Regions from separate parts of the Homo sapiens genome. Here region 1 is linked to region 2. A link is a contact called in ENCODE Hi-C or POLR2A ChIA-PET data. All regions are on one chromosome and are shown on one strand. The core of a region is the stretch at or near the end of the contact, and the rest is flanking DNA. Distances in the headings are between cores, read along the strand shown.

Region 1 (7,159 bases), core at 2,354-4,853, 56 kb after region 2:
CAATTCAGCTCAGCTAAGCTCAGCTCAACTCAACTCAGCTCAGCTCAACTCAGTTCAGCTCAGCTCAACTCAACGCAGCTCAGCTCAGCTCAGCTCAGCTCAGTTCAGCTCAGCTCAACTCAGTTCAGCTCAGCTCAACTCAACGCAGCTTAGGTCAGCTCAGCTCAATTCAGCTCAGCTCAACTCAGTTCAGCTCAGCTCAACTCAATTCAGCTCAGCTCAACTCAACTCAATTCAGCTCAGCTAAGCTCAGCTCAACTCAGTTCAGCTCAGCTCAACTCAGTTCAGCTCGGCTCAACTCATTTCAGCTCAGCTAAGCTCAGCCCAACTCAGCTTAGCTCAGCTCAACTCAGTTCAGCTCAGATCAACTCAATTCAGCTCAGCTTAACTCAGTTCTGCTCAACTCAGCTTAGCTCAGCTCAACTCAGTTCAGCTCAGCTCAACTCAGTTCAGTTCAGCTCAACTCAGTTCATTTCAGCTCAACTCAATTCTGCTCAACTCAACTCAATTTAGCTCAGCTCAATTCAGCTCAGCTCAATTCAACTCAACTCAGCTCAACTCAGCTCAGCTCAACTCAACTCAGCTCAACTCAACTCAATTCAGCTCAGTTAAGGTCAGTTCAACTCGACTAAGCTCAACTCAATTCAGCTCAGCTAAGCTCAGCTCAACTCAATTCAGCTCAGCTCAACTCAGTTCAGCTCAGCTCAACTCAATTCAGCTCAGCTAAGCTCAGCTCAACTCAATTCAGCTCAGCTCAACTCACTTCTGCTCAACTCAACTCAATTTAGCTAGCTCAGCTCAACTCAATTCAGCTCAGCCAAGTTCAGCTCAACTCAGCTCAGCTCAACTCAACTGAAGTCAGCTCAGCTCAGCTCAACTCAGCTCAGCTCAACTGAAGTCAGCTCAACTCAGCTGAGCTGAGCTCAACTCAACTCAACCCAAGTGAACTCAGCTCAGCTCAATTCAGTTCAGCTCACCTCAGCCTGGGTAAGCCCAACTCAACTGAACTCAATGGAAGTCAGCTCAGCTCAACTCAACTCAGTTCAGTTCAGTTCAGCTCAACTAACTTCAGCTCAACTCAGCTCAACTCAACTAAGTTCAGCTCACCTCAACTCAGCTTAGCTCAGCTCAACTCAGCTGAACTCAACTAAGTCCACCTCAACTCAACTTGGTTTAACTGAACTCAACTCAGCTCACCTCAACTGAACTCAGCTCAATTCAACTGAACTCAACTTGGCTCAACTCAGTGCAGCTCAACTCAACTAAAGCAGAACATGTACCGAGGGGATCCTCAGATGTGAGTGACTACAATGAATGATGAAAAACTTGGGGTCCATATTATATGCTTGTTTTATTCCCTTTGGCTTGATGGGAATCTCATCTCGCTCATTCATGTAAAATAATACCAAGACATTATGTGAGTACACTGCTGTACAGTTTACAAAGCCCTTTTACATATGTAGCTTACTTATAACTATGTTTTCTAAGCCAAGCCAGCTTGGAGGTAGGTAAAAAATGGGAGGGACTGCATGCAGGACAATTAATAATAATACCTACTATTAAATGGACAGCTACTATGTGCTAGGCACAGTGCTAGGTACTTAACAAGCATGATCTTGTTAATCTGGCAACCTGGAAAGTGAGATTATTCTGGGCATTTTACAGATGAAGGAACTGAAGTGTGGAGAGGCTGAGTAGCTTTTCCAAGTCACAAAGCTATAGGAGGTGGAATGGTCGGCTTTCAAAGGCCATATCTTTTCTGCAGTTCCACCCTACTCCCAAGAGCTCACCACTATCTAGGGAAACCAGTCTCCATGTCTCTGAGAAATTAGGGCTCAGAGGACAAAGGATGACCAGGGTTATGTCTTTCCACTACTTGTGAGCCAAGAGCTAAAGGAACTGTAAGCTCCATGCCATAAAGGTTTTGAAAGAGCGAACTTCTGGAACTCCCACTTTATGGACCTAGTATGATTTCACTCCTTACCTAAACATATCCTTGCTGAGCTGACACAATGCCTGCAACCTTCCATTCTTGCTGATGGCTGTCTTAGAGTTTGGGCTGGAAGAACAATTGCAGTGCCTCTACCTCAACCTCCTTCTTTTCAGATGTGCAAACTATGGCCACAAGAGACAAATCCTTAGAGCAAGATAGATGAGACACCAGAGCTCAGGCCTCTAGCATTTGCTGGGGTTAATTAAGTCAAAAGCCTGAGAAGGAAGAAGGATTGAAATTCGGCTCTTAAAAATGAACATCAATCACATTATTGATCCTTTCTTCTTTTCCTTTTTCCTCTTTGTGTTTGGGATTCCTGGATCCCAAAGCCTGCTTACTGCAGGCTTCACACACAATAAAAACCATGTTAATTAAAATGCCAATTTACATCAAGAAGGAGACCTTGTTGTGGAAAGGGTGGAACCCATCAAATAAGCCTGGAAATGGTGTTCTGCTGAGGTGGGGCTCTGTGACATCAAAAGGGAGACGGATTTTGCTGAGAATAGATATTCAAGAGCCCATTCATTTTTTCCCTTTTGTCTAGATTCAAATTCTCATTTCTGCTATTTTGAGGTGTTCTCTGTGAGAAGTGCCATGGCTTAGTGGCTTGGTGGAGAAGCCATTTCAGTGTCAGATTAGAATTACTTGCTCACTATTGATGGTGTAACCTTGGCCGTGGCTCTTAACTTCACCAAGCCTCGTTTTCCTCATTTGGATAATAATTCTCAACATGCTGGGGTTTCAGAAGGATTAAATGAATACATAAGAACCAGCATTACTCTACAGTTGGTTATTTATTATTATTATTGTTTTTGAGGGGGAATGTCTCAGTCTATTCAGGCTGCTATAACAGAACACCATAGACTGGGTAGCTTATAAATGACAGAAGTTTGTTTCTCACAGCTCTAGAGGCTGGGAAGTCCAAGATCAAGGTAGATTCAGTGTCTGGTGAGGTCCCACTTTCTGGCTTATAGTGCCATCTTGCTGTGCCCTTACATGATGGAAGGGGCAAAGGACTTAGCCTCTTTTATAAGGACACTAATCTCATTCATGAGGACTCCACCCTCATGATGTAATCACCACCCACCTCCAGATAACCTCCCACTAAGACTTAGGTTTTAAAATATGAATTTTGGTGTGACACAGAAATTTAGTCCATTGCAGGGAGCACCTTGAGCTGTAGAACAACTTGATGGCTATAGAAGAGGCTTTTCTGTTGGAGGATATTATTGATTAGTTACCTCCTGTCTCTCAAATTATGATACATTCTTTCTCTCCTGGGCCATCAAACAATTTTGTGGAATTTCAGACCTCACGATGCCTTAACTGGAGTCATATTTATCAGTGAGCAGGCCTGAAATGATGCCATATGCATAAAGCAGATGCTGCAGACGTTCTTTCACCTTGCACCACACTTTTTCCTGTGGCCACTTTATAGCTGGAAAGCAGGAAACTCTACTTTCTGGTGTTTTCAGAGGTTAGAGCTCTTTCAGCTCTTGGCTCATGGGTGATGAGTGGTCCTCTCTCTGGCGAACCCAACAATGTCTCTTTGTTTTTCTGTTTGCTCAGCTACTCTGATCATGCACAGAAGTTACAGATTTAGCATGTGGCTAGAGGAATTGGCTTTAGAGCCAGACAGAGCTCAGTTTGCATTCTAGCTCTCCAGCCCCACCTGTGTAATCTTGGTTAATATGTAACTTTTCAAAGCCCATTCTCTCTATGATTAAATGTGGTAGAGTAGTCCTGTCTTCCTTACAGCATTGTCAAAAAGAATAAATAAAATTAATTTCAGACAAGTATTTAGTTTAGGGCCCACATGTTAGCTGTTACAATAATAATACATATATTTACAAAAAACCCTATTTTTTTTCTTTTATTTATTTATTTATTTATTTATCTTTTATTATTATACTTTAAGTTTTAGGGTACATGTGCACATTGTGCAGGTTAGTTACATACGTATACATGTGCCATGCTGGTGTGCTGCACCCACTAACTCGTCATCTAGCATTAGGTATATCTCCCAATGCTATCCCTCCCCGCTCCCCCCACCCCACAACAGTCCCCAGAGTGTGATGTTCCCCTTCCTGTGTCCATGTGATCTCATTGTTCAGTTCCCACCTATGAGTGAGAATATGTGGTGTTTGGTTTTTTGTTCTTGCGATAGTTTACTGAGAATGATGGTTTCCAGTTTCATCCATGTCCCTACAAAGGACATGAACTCATCATTTTTTATGGCTGCATAGTATTCCATGGTGTATATGTGCCACATTTTCTTAATCCAGTCTATCATTGTTGGACATTTGGGTTGATTCCAAGTCTTTGCTATTGTGAATAATGCCGCAATAAACATACGTGTGCATGTGTCTTTATAGCAGCATGATTTATAGTCCTTTGGGTATATACCCAGTAATGGGATGGCTGGGTCAAATGGTATTTCTAGTTCTAGATCCCTGAGGAATCGCCACACTGACTTCCACAATGGTTGAACTAGTTTACAGTCTCACCAGCAGTGTAAAAGTGTTCCTATTTCTCCACATCCTCTCCAGCACCTGTTGTTTCCTGACTTTTTAATGATTGCCATTCTGACTGGTGTGAGATGGTATCTCATTGTGGTTTTGATTTGCATTTCTCTGATGGCCAGTGATGGTGAGCATTTTTTCATGTGTTTTTTGGCTGCATAAATGTCTTCTTTCGAGAAGTGTCTGTTCATGTCCTTTGCCCACTTTTTGATGGGGTTGTTTGTTTTTTTCTTGTAAATGTGTTTGAGTTCATTGTAGATTCTGGATATTAGCCCTTTGTCAGACGAGTAGGTTGCGAAAATTTTCTCCCATTCTGTAGGTTGCCCGTTCACTCTGATGGTAGTTTCTTTTGCTGTGCAGAAGCTCTTTAGTTTAATTAGATCCCATTTGTCAATTTCGTCTTTTGTTGCCATTGCTTTTGGTGTTTTAGACATGAAGTCCTTGCCCATGCCTATGTCCTGAATGGTAATGCCTAGGTTTTCTTCTAGGGAAAAAACCCTATTTTTAACTATTACTTCACCTATATTGATGAAATTCTCTGAGATAAAACACAAATTGCTCACTAACAAGGTATCCATAGTAAAATGCCTCATTCTCCATTTGCCTTGGGACAAAGGGCAAAAAGAGCTCACTCTGCCATTTTCCTCATTCAATAAAGAAGATTCAAGTGGGCCAACTTTTTCAGATAGGATGGTAAGTATCATTAGTATGAGAAACCAGCAAAGGATACATGTCAACCCCCTTGGCTTGGTGTTTGAGACCTTCCATGATCTGGCTTTCACCTCTCTTTTGGCCTTCTTTTCCTCTGCTCCTACTCATAAGCGTGCAGGGTTAGTTTGGTGAATGGCTTCACACTTTGCCACCTCTGTGTTGATGCTTCCCTCAGGAAAATTGCTCCATGCCTCTGCATTCATAAATCCAAACAGACACACCCTTACTTTCTCTGTGTCTTGCCTTCTCACACATAAGGAACATCTATTATATTGGCATTGTTAAATAATCATCTCACTAGTTTTGACAACACTCCTTCCCATTGGAGTAAGGATGGAGTTCGCTATGATCTCCAGCTTACTGGGATAGTCTCAGTCAGAGCTTTCCATTCCTGTAGCAGCAGGAAAGGGGAAGAGAGGAATGAGAAAAAGGGGACACTTCTCACTGGAGTCAACTCCTTTTAAGGAGCCTTCCTGTAAGTCTCTCTTCCTCCCTTTCTGCCGTTATCTCTTTACATCTCATGGGTCAGAATGTGGTCATGTGGTCATGCCTTGCAAGGGAGTCTGGGAAATGTAGTCTTTTAGCTGAGTGATAAATGTTTCTCATACTAGCAAATAAGAGGACATCAAGTAGGCACTAGTGTTTATGTCACTGTCCCCTTGAACTCACCCACCACATAAATAGCTAGGGCAGTGATGAATGTTGGGTAGAGAACTTAATTTGAGAAGAAAACACTGAACTTCAGTGCTGATATGCCTTCCCTAGTCTAGTTTTCTGTGGAAACTGGAAATCAGCCTGGCTTGAGGAAAGCCCCCTGGAGTGAGTGTCTTGACCCAGATTCCCATGTTTGTTTTGCCCTCCATGACCTTAGGAGCAGGGGACTGAAAGGTGACTCTTCAGTTTCCTCCATCCCTCTGTGGTTCTCATGGAAGCACCCTGCCTATTCTGATCCCAAGCCATGCATGTTTCTGTTGTTACTAAGCTTCTTACCACTGTCTTTGGCTCCTGCTTATAAATGTTTAAAAATATTCGCTTGACGCACAGTGGGATTATAGACTCTCTCATTTCCGAAATGAAAAGCAGCTCATGCATTATTCAAGAAAAATATTGTATTGTTGAACAAAGGATGGGTACACTCATCCCTTATTATGCATTCCGGTCTTTGCTACCTTATTAGTAGATGTGTTCTGTGAGAATTTTACTGATGGGGTTTGTAAACAAAGGCAGAGAACAAACACTAATGTGTTGAGATGGCATGATTAAAAGATTATCATAAAATCATCAACTTGCATGCCTGGGAGGTCTACAGTCTACTCAACACTTGGGCTCCTTCTACCTATTCCTACCACATGGAAGCTCAACCTTGGCTTGAACACTTCCAGTTGTGGGAAACTCACTACTCCCAATTTCACCTTTGTGCAGTTTGATTATAAGGAAGTTTGTCTCAAATTGGGCTGAAATCTCTTTCCTTGTGGTCTTTACCCATTGGATTTAGTTTTCACATGGAACAATTCTGTTCCCTTTCTCCCTGATGACCCTTTAGTTTTATACAGATGGCGATTGTTGAAATCCACTTGTGTCATTTCTTTGAAAGGTCAAAAATCTTCTAACTTTTCAGCCATTCTCCATGACGAAAAAGGAGAGTTCATTGGATCTAACAAGGATTTATCAAAGAGCTTTCTCTTTATGATCCAGACATGGTGATAAGCATGTTTATGGCTTATAACACTTTGCAGTTAAGCAAAGATTTGCAGGGTATTCAACTATCAGGATTCAAAATTCCACACCTTTCCAGTCCTGTCTCCCACCACTTTCCCTCTCACCCTTCTTCTTCAGAGTTCCTGAATTTTCTTTTTTTTTTTTTCTTTTTTCTTTTTGCTCTATTGCCCAGGCTGGAGTGCAGTGGCACCATCTTGGCTTACTGCAACCTCCA
Region 2 (7,243 bases), core at 4,706-7,205:
AAGAAAATGCTGCTTTCCGTAGAATCCCAGCTATCTCTGCTCTGGTCTCTACTCTTCATATCATAGCCTGAGTAGTCCTACTAAAGCACTCCTTGCTCAGAAACTTGTAATGGCTCCTTATTGCCCACATCAGGAATGGCAAGTGTAGACTAAGTGTGCTGTTATCCCCCATTCCTACACTCAAGGCAGACATCACTAATCAATTACAGCAAGCCTCAAACTCCTCTCCTTACTGCTTCTCCCCATAGCTAGCTATCAACTAGGGTGGATCACAGGAGGAAACCTATGTGCCTTCCCAGTTCTACAGTGTCAAGGGTCAGGCTGCTTAGTCCAGCATTTGATGCTTTTCAGAGCCTGTCTCTTTACTTCTTCCAGTAAATTTTCTGCTTCAGCTAGCTCCCTGAACTCTCATATGCTCATTGCTTACTGGGCTTTTGAACAGTTTTCTTCTCAGCTAATAGGGGAGCTGTTAAGCATATAGTTTTTGGAATTAAACTCCATGGGTTCTGGCAAAATCAAAATAAAAATGTGGTGATGAATTTCTTAATTTAATGTTTTATTTGGGAAGAAAGAATTGCAGTTTGGGGCTTGCACACAGACTGGGCGGACTTTGGTACATTTGAAGAACAAAGAGAAAGTTGGAGGTTTTATGGCAAAGAGAAATGTTGTGTATTGCTTGTTGAGAATGTTCATTGGCTCTAGACGTTTCTGGGGAGCTGGCAAGCTTGATTGGTGGGCGATGGCAGTAGATGAAATTAGTCCTAGAGTTGCAGCACTTTATCTCAGCAGTTATCGATAAAACTAGTCTCAGGTTACAACAGGCAGTCTCAGCAGCTGGACTTGCAGAGAATAACATTCTTGCAGCAATATTATGTGTCCTGAGTGCATTTTCCCCCCTGACTTTTCAACTCTTTTTTAGTTGGGTGTGACAAGAATGATGAAGTTCATATGATCAACATTCACAATCCAGTTTCAGCTCTGCCACCTTGGAATTGGGCAGCTTTGAGTAAAATATGTAATTATGAAGCCTCACCTTCCTTATCTGCAATTTGCAGATGATAATAATATCTGTTTCCAGGGTTAATGTGTGGGCAAAGGAAGATAATTCGTGAAGGCCCCTAGCACATTATTAAGTCTTGAGTGAGCTTTATATTGTAAAGTGGTATTGCAACGTCTATTGTAGTGGTTTTGTATCTGACACTCTTGTTGGTATGTATTAGACATATGTCCGTTCATTCCACTATCTGTCCATATTATTCCCTGTCTGTTCCTTGTCCTCCTCCATTGCCTTTAAGGCACAGCTAAAGCTCCCCCTCCCCACTGATCTGCCTTTTCCTGTTTTCTAGCATTTCAGAGGCTGCCACATTGGTCAACCCCAGAGGCAACTTCACCTGCTTTTCTGAAGCCGTCCTCCAGGGGCGCCATTCCCATAGACTACAAGGTGAGAGGTGGCGCCCCTGGAGTCGTGGCACCTGGTGTCCTATTTCTCCAGTCACATAAGGGGCCAAACTTGCCTTCTGCAGGAGACTGAATGCTTCTGAGAGCAGAGGCTATGCCTTAAGCACCATCGTGTGCCTGGCATGCATTAGGTGCTCAGTCCACGTGGGTGGAATGAATGGAGAATAGGAAAGGGCTGAGGTACCATCTGATTTTTCCCAGGAATTGGGGCAGTGTTGATGGTCAGTGATGGGGTAAAATACTGAAAACCACATGGATGAATAATGCAATATGGTAAAAATAAAGTCAGATAGAAAACTTCACATCCCCTTTCCCTCCATCTCTATCCAGGAGGGCTCTGAATGCTCATCAGTGGCCTAATGGCTTCCTTTAGTGCCCTCCATGGTCAGCTCAACAGGATGCAACAGGGTTTTACCACCTCTGGACTAGTGGTGTCTTGGGCCACATCGTTCTTTGTGGTAGGGGCTGTTCTGCGCACTGTGGGATGTTGAGCAGTGTCCTTGGCCTCTACCCACCAGATGCCTGTAGCAACATCTCTCTCACCCCCTGGTTATGACAACCAAACATGTCTCCAGACATTGCTGGCTATTTCCTGGAGGACAACATTGTATCAGTGAAGAAACAGTGAGATATTAAACAGTTGTACCTGCAGGTCCCCGACTAGGTGACAGCCATCTGCAAGCAAGGTAAAAGATAGGAAAAGTGAGCCTGTCATTTTACCTATATTTAATTTAGCATTTTGAGGCTTGGCATGGTGGCAGCAGGGATGGATAGCCTTCCAATGACCTGTCCAAAATCTTAAGGCATGAAATTGGACCTTGGCTGACATGGACAATGGCTAATTTGTTGTTGTTGTTGTTTGTTTGTTATTAGGTGAATAGTGACTTGGTTGCTTTGGAAAGCAGCGGGAAGGGAAGGAACTTGAGAGATTTCTAGGATTCTGGAGATGGTGCAGTCTGGTAAAGCTTCTGTCTTTGGGTCAGGTTGACCTCCAGGGCACTGGCATGTCACGTGGCCTGCAGATCTCTCAAGAGTCTTCTTTTCTTTCCTTTCTTACCTGATTAACAGCTTTGTGGGCTCCACTAGAGTCAGATCTTCTAGGAAGGCTTCTCTGGTGCCTATCCTGTCAAGCTAGATCGGGGACCTTCTGTGATCCCATATCCCTCTCCTCCACCCCATATTTATTCCGTCACAGTCCTTAATGTATAGGGGTCCACGTGGCTACCTGTCAGTCTCTGCCACATGGCCATGAACTCTATGTCTCACTTACGTTTGCACATCCAATGCGCAGCATAAGGGCCTGACACATAGTAGGTGGTCATCTCTTCAGTTTCCTACCAGGGGCTAACTAAGCTCTTTGCACAATGGTAATCAAACAAATGGCAGTCCCCAGCTCATGGAGCAGAGTTTCATGTGTCACGATCCTGAGCCTATCCTCATCCATCTCCTGGAATCTGTAGAACACTCTGGGAGTCTGATGTCCCCCAGGCCAGGAAACAGAACCACTGAGTCAAAGGATATCAGATTTCTTCTTGGATCCTCATATAACCTTGTGAAGCAGGATCTATGAGGAACACACCCATTTTATCATCGAGGAGACTGAGACCCAGAGAGGTTAAATGACCTGCTCAAAGTCAGACAGTGAATTGGCAGCAGAGTGTGGGTGAACCTGGGACTTTGAACTCTTGATTAATGCTTTGTTTGGGTTCTGGGTGTAGAGGACAAACTCTGGAGTTGCAATCATGGCTCTGGTAGGTACCAGCTCTATGACCTTGGCCAAGTCACTTAACTTTCCCAACTCTTGATTTCCTCATCTGTAAAATGGGCATCATTCTAAATGTCTTTGTAGGGTTATTTGTAAGCATCAATGAAATGATCCATATGAAGAAAGCTCTTGATCCACATGAAGAAAACTCTCCCAGGACACAGTTGCTGCCATGTATAAAACCCAAATACTCCTTTGCAGGGTGCAGTGCAGAACCCAAAGGGATCCATGATCTCATGGCCAGAACAGCCTCCAGGAAGAAGATGCACAGCTTCCTGAAACCGCACATCCCTCCTTCCTCCTGGGAGCCCAAATTCCAAGAAATGCAGCTAAAATTGGCCCTCAAACAGCTTTTGCAGAGCACGTCGCAGCTTTTTTTGGGTCTAGAGAGCCAGTTTCCATGATGAAAGTGGCACAGAAGGAGAGACCCAGCTAAAAACAGCCACCGCCCAGACTGGTGTTAACAGAATGCAGCCTACCCTGTTGTTTTGGGGGTTTAGACGCTTCGACTTCCGCAGCAGACCTCCACATTGCCACTAGGTGGTAGTATCGCAACACCTGGCAGGAACTGCACCCCAGGACCTTGACAAAGGGGCTGGGAGCCACTTCTGAAAATCATGCCCATCAAATACGCACCAGCTACAAAATTCTGCACCAGATTATTTCCCTTTTATTTGGGGGCATTTATTTGCATTACATGGGCTCTGTGGAAGTGTCTCGTCTAAGGGCTTAGTGCTTTAGTGTCTCAGAAGCAAAGCGAAAGAATTGTCCATGGGTAACATCCTAGCCACATGGCCCCGTGGGTGTCCCTACTGCTAGCAGATATGTGATCCCTGCAGCCCACTTCACTTAGGAGGTTCATGATGCCTTGAGTCCAATGTAGTTGAAGAGCTTGCCTCGATTAGGAGGACGCATAGCTTGCCTAGGTGGTCCGTTGCTGTCCTCTTTGAGTGCAGCGATGGAGTTCTAGCTCTGCAGTGTGGCTGCCTTGTGCTGAGGCCATTAAATCGTCTGGAGAACGGGGGCACTCGTGAAGCCTGCCTCATGGCTGGTCCTTCCCCTGCGAGGAATGGATGAGTGACAGATGGAGGTTTCTTAGGTGGTGTCTGGCTCATAGCAAGGGCTCAAATGTTAGCTCCTTTTGCTATTTTCTCAGTATCTCCAGTGACTAGTGTGTTTTAGTCACTCAACCAAATGGTAGCACAGTGATCCTCACTGTCCTCGTTTAGGTGACAACAGACGTTAGAGGAATGAGTTCATGGTCTCGATTTTCAAAGTGTGGTCCTGGGCTGGCAGCATCGGCACCACTGGGCTCTTGTTGGAATTGCAAGGTCTGGGCCTCTAGTTCAGCCTGCTGCAGCAGAATCTTACTTAACAGCCTCTCTAGGGGGTTTGCGACACATTGAGGTTTGAGGAGTGCTGCTCTGAAGCTCCTTCTGGCTCCCGAATGCAGGGATTCACCCCAGCCTGGGGTGAGCTCTGTCTCTCAGATTCATATCTTTGGGAACAACAGCAGCCAGTCCAGCCCTGCATTTTAACCTTTTACTCTTGCTTTTCCCAAATGTTGTCTCCAGATGCCTCTGCGCTTGGGTGTGTTGGGGTGGGAGGGTGGGGCGATGGGGAGTCGATGGGGGGCCTCATGCTGCCGCAGATTCGGATTTTGCTGGGCTCAACATGCTTTCCCTGAGCTTCCAGATCCAGATCCTCACTCCCCAAGATCCTGCCAGCTTCCCTGTCTTTGCCTACAGCATCCTCTTCATCACCCCAGTGACCAGAAAATGCACTGTTTCCAACCAACCCCTCCTTTTCCCTCACTACCTTGGCCACCAAAGCATCTCTTGCACCCCAGTTTTTCTCTTTGGGTGCCGCTGCTCTGGCTCTTGGTTGTCTAGAACTTTGGGAGCCACCCCAAATCTCCTAAAGGTCCCCCTGACCCCACTTCTCCTCCCCCAGCTCCTGATCTTATCTCACACATTTCTGTCTGATGGAGTCCTCCAAGCTGACCCTTGCACTTTAATGTCCAACATAGAGCTTCCCACTGCTGATTCAAGGTCTGCCCTCCCTTGCGTGGTAGCCAAGGCCTTCTGTGATCTCCTAACGACCTCCAAGTTACCTTTGCGGCTTCATCTCCAGCTTTTTCCTCTCTTATTCTAGATCAGGGGCCTTCGGGCCAAATCTGGTTTGCAGCCTGCTTTTGTAGATAGTTTGATTGGAATCCAGCCACCCATGTGTTTACTGATTGTCTATGTCTGCTTTCACAGTATCAGGGCAGAGTCGAATTGTTTCAACAGAGACTGCATGGCCCACAAGGCCTGAAATGTTTACTCTCTGGCTCTGTGCAGAGAAAGAGTGCTGACCAGATCTAGATCCAGCCAAATGGCACCATGCACTTGGTCCCTCACACACATCCTGGCCTTTACCATAACCTGGTTTGGCCCTGGGGGGTCTGTCGATTTGCAAAGTCCTGGCTCATTTCTGCCCATAGTAATTTTTCCCCACCTGGAAGGTCCACCTCCAGTGCCACCGAATTTGGCATTCTTTCAGCAAACATTTATGGAAATCTGGCAGGTGCCTGGCATGTTGTGTGCTGGGGAGAGGTCCTTGCTCTCAGGGAGCTGGTGCTGGAGTTGCTGACCTGGCCCCCGTTCAGAAGCACCTCTAGAACTTCATCGTGAGAGCTCTTGGCCTTTCATTTTATTATTGTCATGTCTTATTGGCCTTGAGGCCAGGTGCCTGCCTCCTATTTCTGTAGCACTTGGCACAATGCCCAGCACACAGGGAAGGTCATTATAGTCCATTGGAATAAATGAATGAATCTCTCTTCTCCCCAGAGTCCTTGTCCGGGTTATCATGCTGGGGGCTGGATTCCACCTCCCCTGTGCTTCCAGCTGTTTCTGGAATCCCATTTCAGGCCAGATGCTATTTACATCCATGCTTCTCAAACTTTCACGTGCAAAGGAACCACTGGGAAACTGTGTTACAATGCAGAGGCTGGTTCTGTGGGTCTGGGATGCAGCTCTCATTCATTACCAGATAGTGCTGAAGATGCTGGGCCGTGGACCACACTTTGAGCAGCAAGGATTGGTTTTCGCCCCGGATTTCACACTAGAGTCATTTGCAGGCTTCTCAGTGCTCACACCTAGACCTTACCCAAGATCAGATGAATCAGTGAAGGGGGATGTGGTGGGGCCCAGTCTCTCCAGGTGATTTTAATGTGCAGCCAGCATTAAATCTTGACCTAGAACCACCAGCCTAGAACTGTGAAGCTGCTTTCCAAATGAACCCCCCTTCTAACATCACTACCACCTAGAGCAGTGGTTCTCAAAGTCAGGTTCCCAGACCAGCAGCACCTGCATTGCCTGGGGACTTGTTAGAAATGTGAATTCTTGGTTGCAGCCCAGAGCTACTGAATCAATCTGTGCTCTAGCAAGCCCTACAGAAGATTTCCAGGCATGTGTAAGAACCACTGTCCTAGAAATGTTTGACCTTGGGTCCACCCAGCGACTCCAAACTGGTCTTTCTGCCTCTGGTCACACACCATCCAATCTACTCTTTATTTTGTAGTGAGAGTAATTTTCCAGAAACGTCAATCTGACTAGATTACTCATCTGCTTAACACGTTCCAAGGCTCCCTCCCCATTGCCCTCAAACCCGTGCGTGGCAGAAGTCTGAGGACTAAATCTTCCTAGCCCACCTCCCACCACATCCTGTCTTGGCTCCCCTGTTCCAGGAACATAGAACCATTTATATACCATCTTTGGAGAAATGCCTATTCAAGTCCTTTGCCCATTTTTTAATTGGGTTATTTTATTTTATTTTTTGTTGTTGCATCTGGGAGCTTTAAAAAATACTGACATCTGGGTCCCATGCCCAGAGAATCTAACTGGTTTTGGGTACAGCTTGGGCACAGGGTTTTTCAAAGCCCCCCATCCCTCATCTGATGACCCCAATGAGTATTCAAAGTTAAGAACTTCTGAATTTAGCCAGAGGTCTGTTCTTTGAGCCTAGAAAAACCTATTT

What was found. A loop is a pair of places that touch in the nucleus more often than their neighbours do. ChIA-PET counts read pairs that join two places held with the same protein, here RNA polymerase II (POLR2A).
Region 1: a map of pancreas shows a loop between it and region 2 (4-fold over the local background). The contact joins two enhancer-like sites. A Hi-C loop is called at or near these places in 1 of 168 maps with a recorded cell type or tissue (pancreas). POLR2A ChIA-PET finds 5 or more read pairs at or near these places in 1 of 52 experiments (activated naive CD4-positive, alpha-beta T cell).

Annotation. Positions count from the first base shown.
Region 1 is chr16:9,313,233-9,320,391 of GRCh38, forward strand. No RefSeq gene overlaps it. Among named protein-coding and RNA genes, the nearest start is that of LINC02177, 39 kb to the right of the region's middle. RefSeq lists a silencer at 748-972. Within about 2 kb of position 3,604, at least 3 of the 41 ENCODE cell types and tissues checked have a DNase peak (open chromatin) inside an H3K27ac peak, as active enhancers do.
Region 2 is chr16:9,254,881-9,262,123 of GRCh38, forward strand. No RefSeq gene overlaps it. Among named protein-coding and RNA genes, the nearest start is that of LINC02177, 97 kb to the right of the region's middle. RefSeq lists an enhancer at 3,612-3,906. Within about 2 kb of position 5,956, at least 3 of the 41 ENCODE cell types and tissues checked have a DNase peak (open chromatin) inside an H3K27ac peak, as active enhancers do.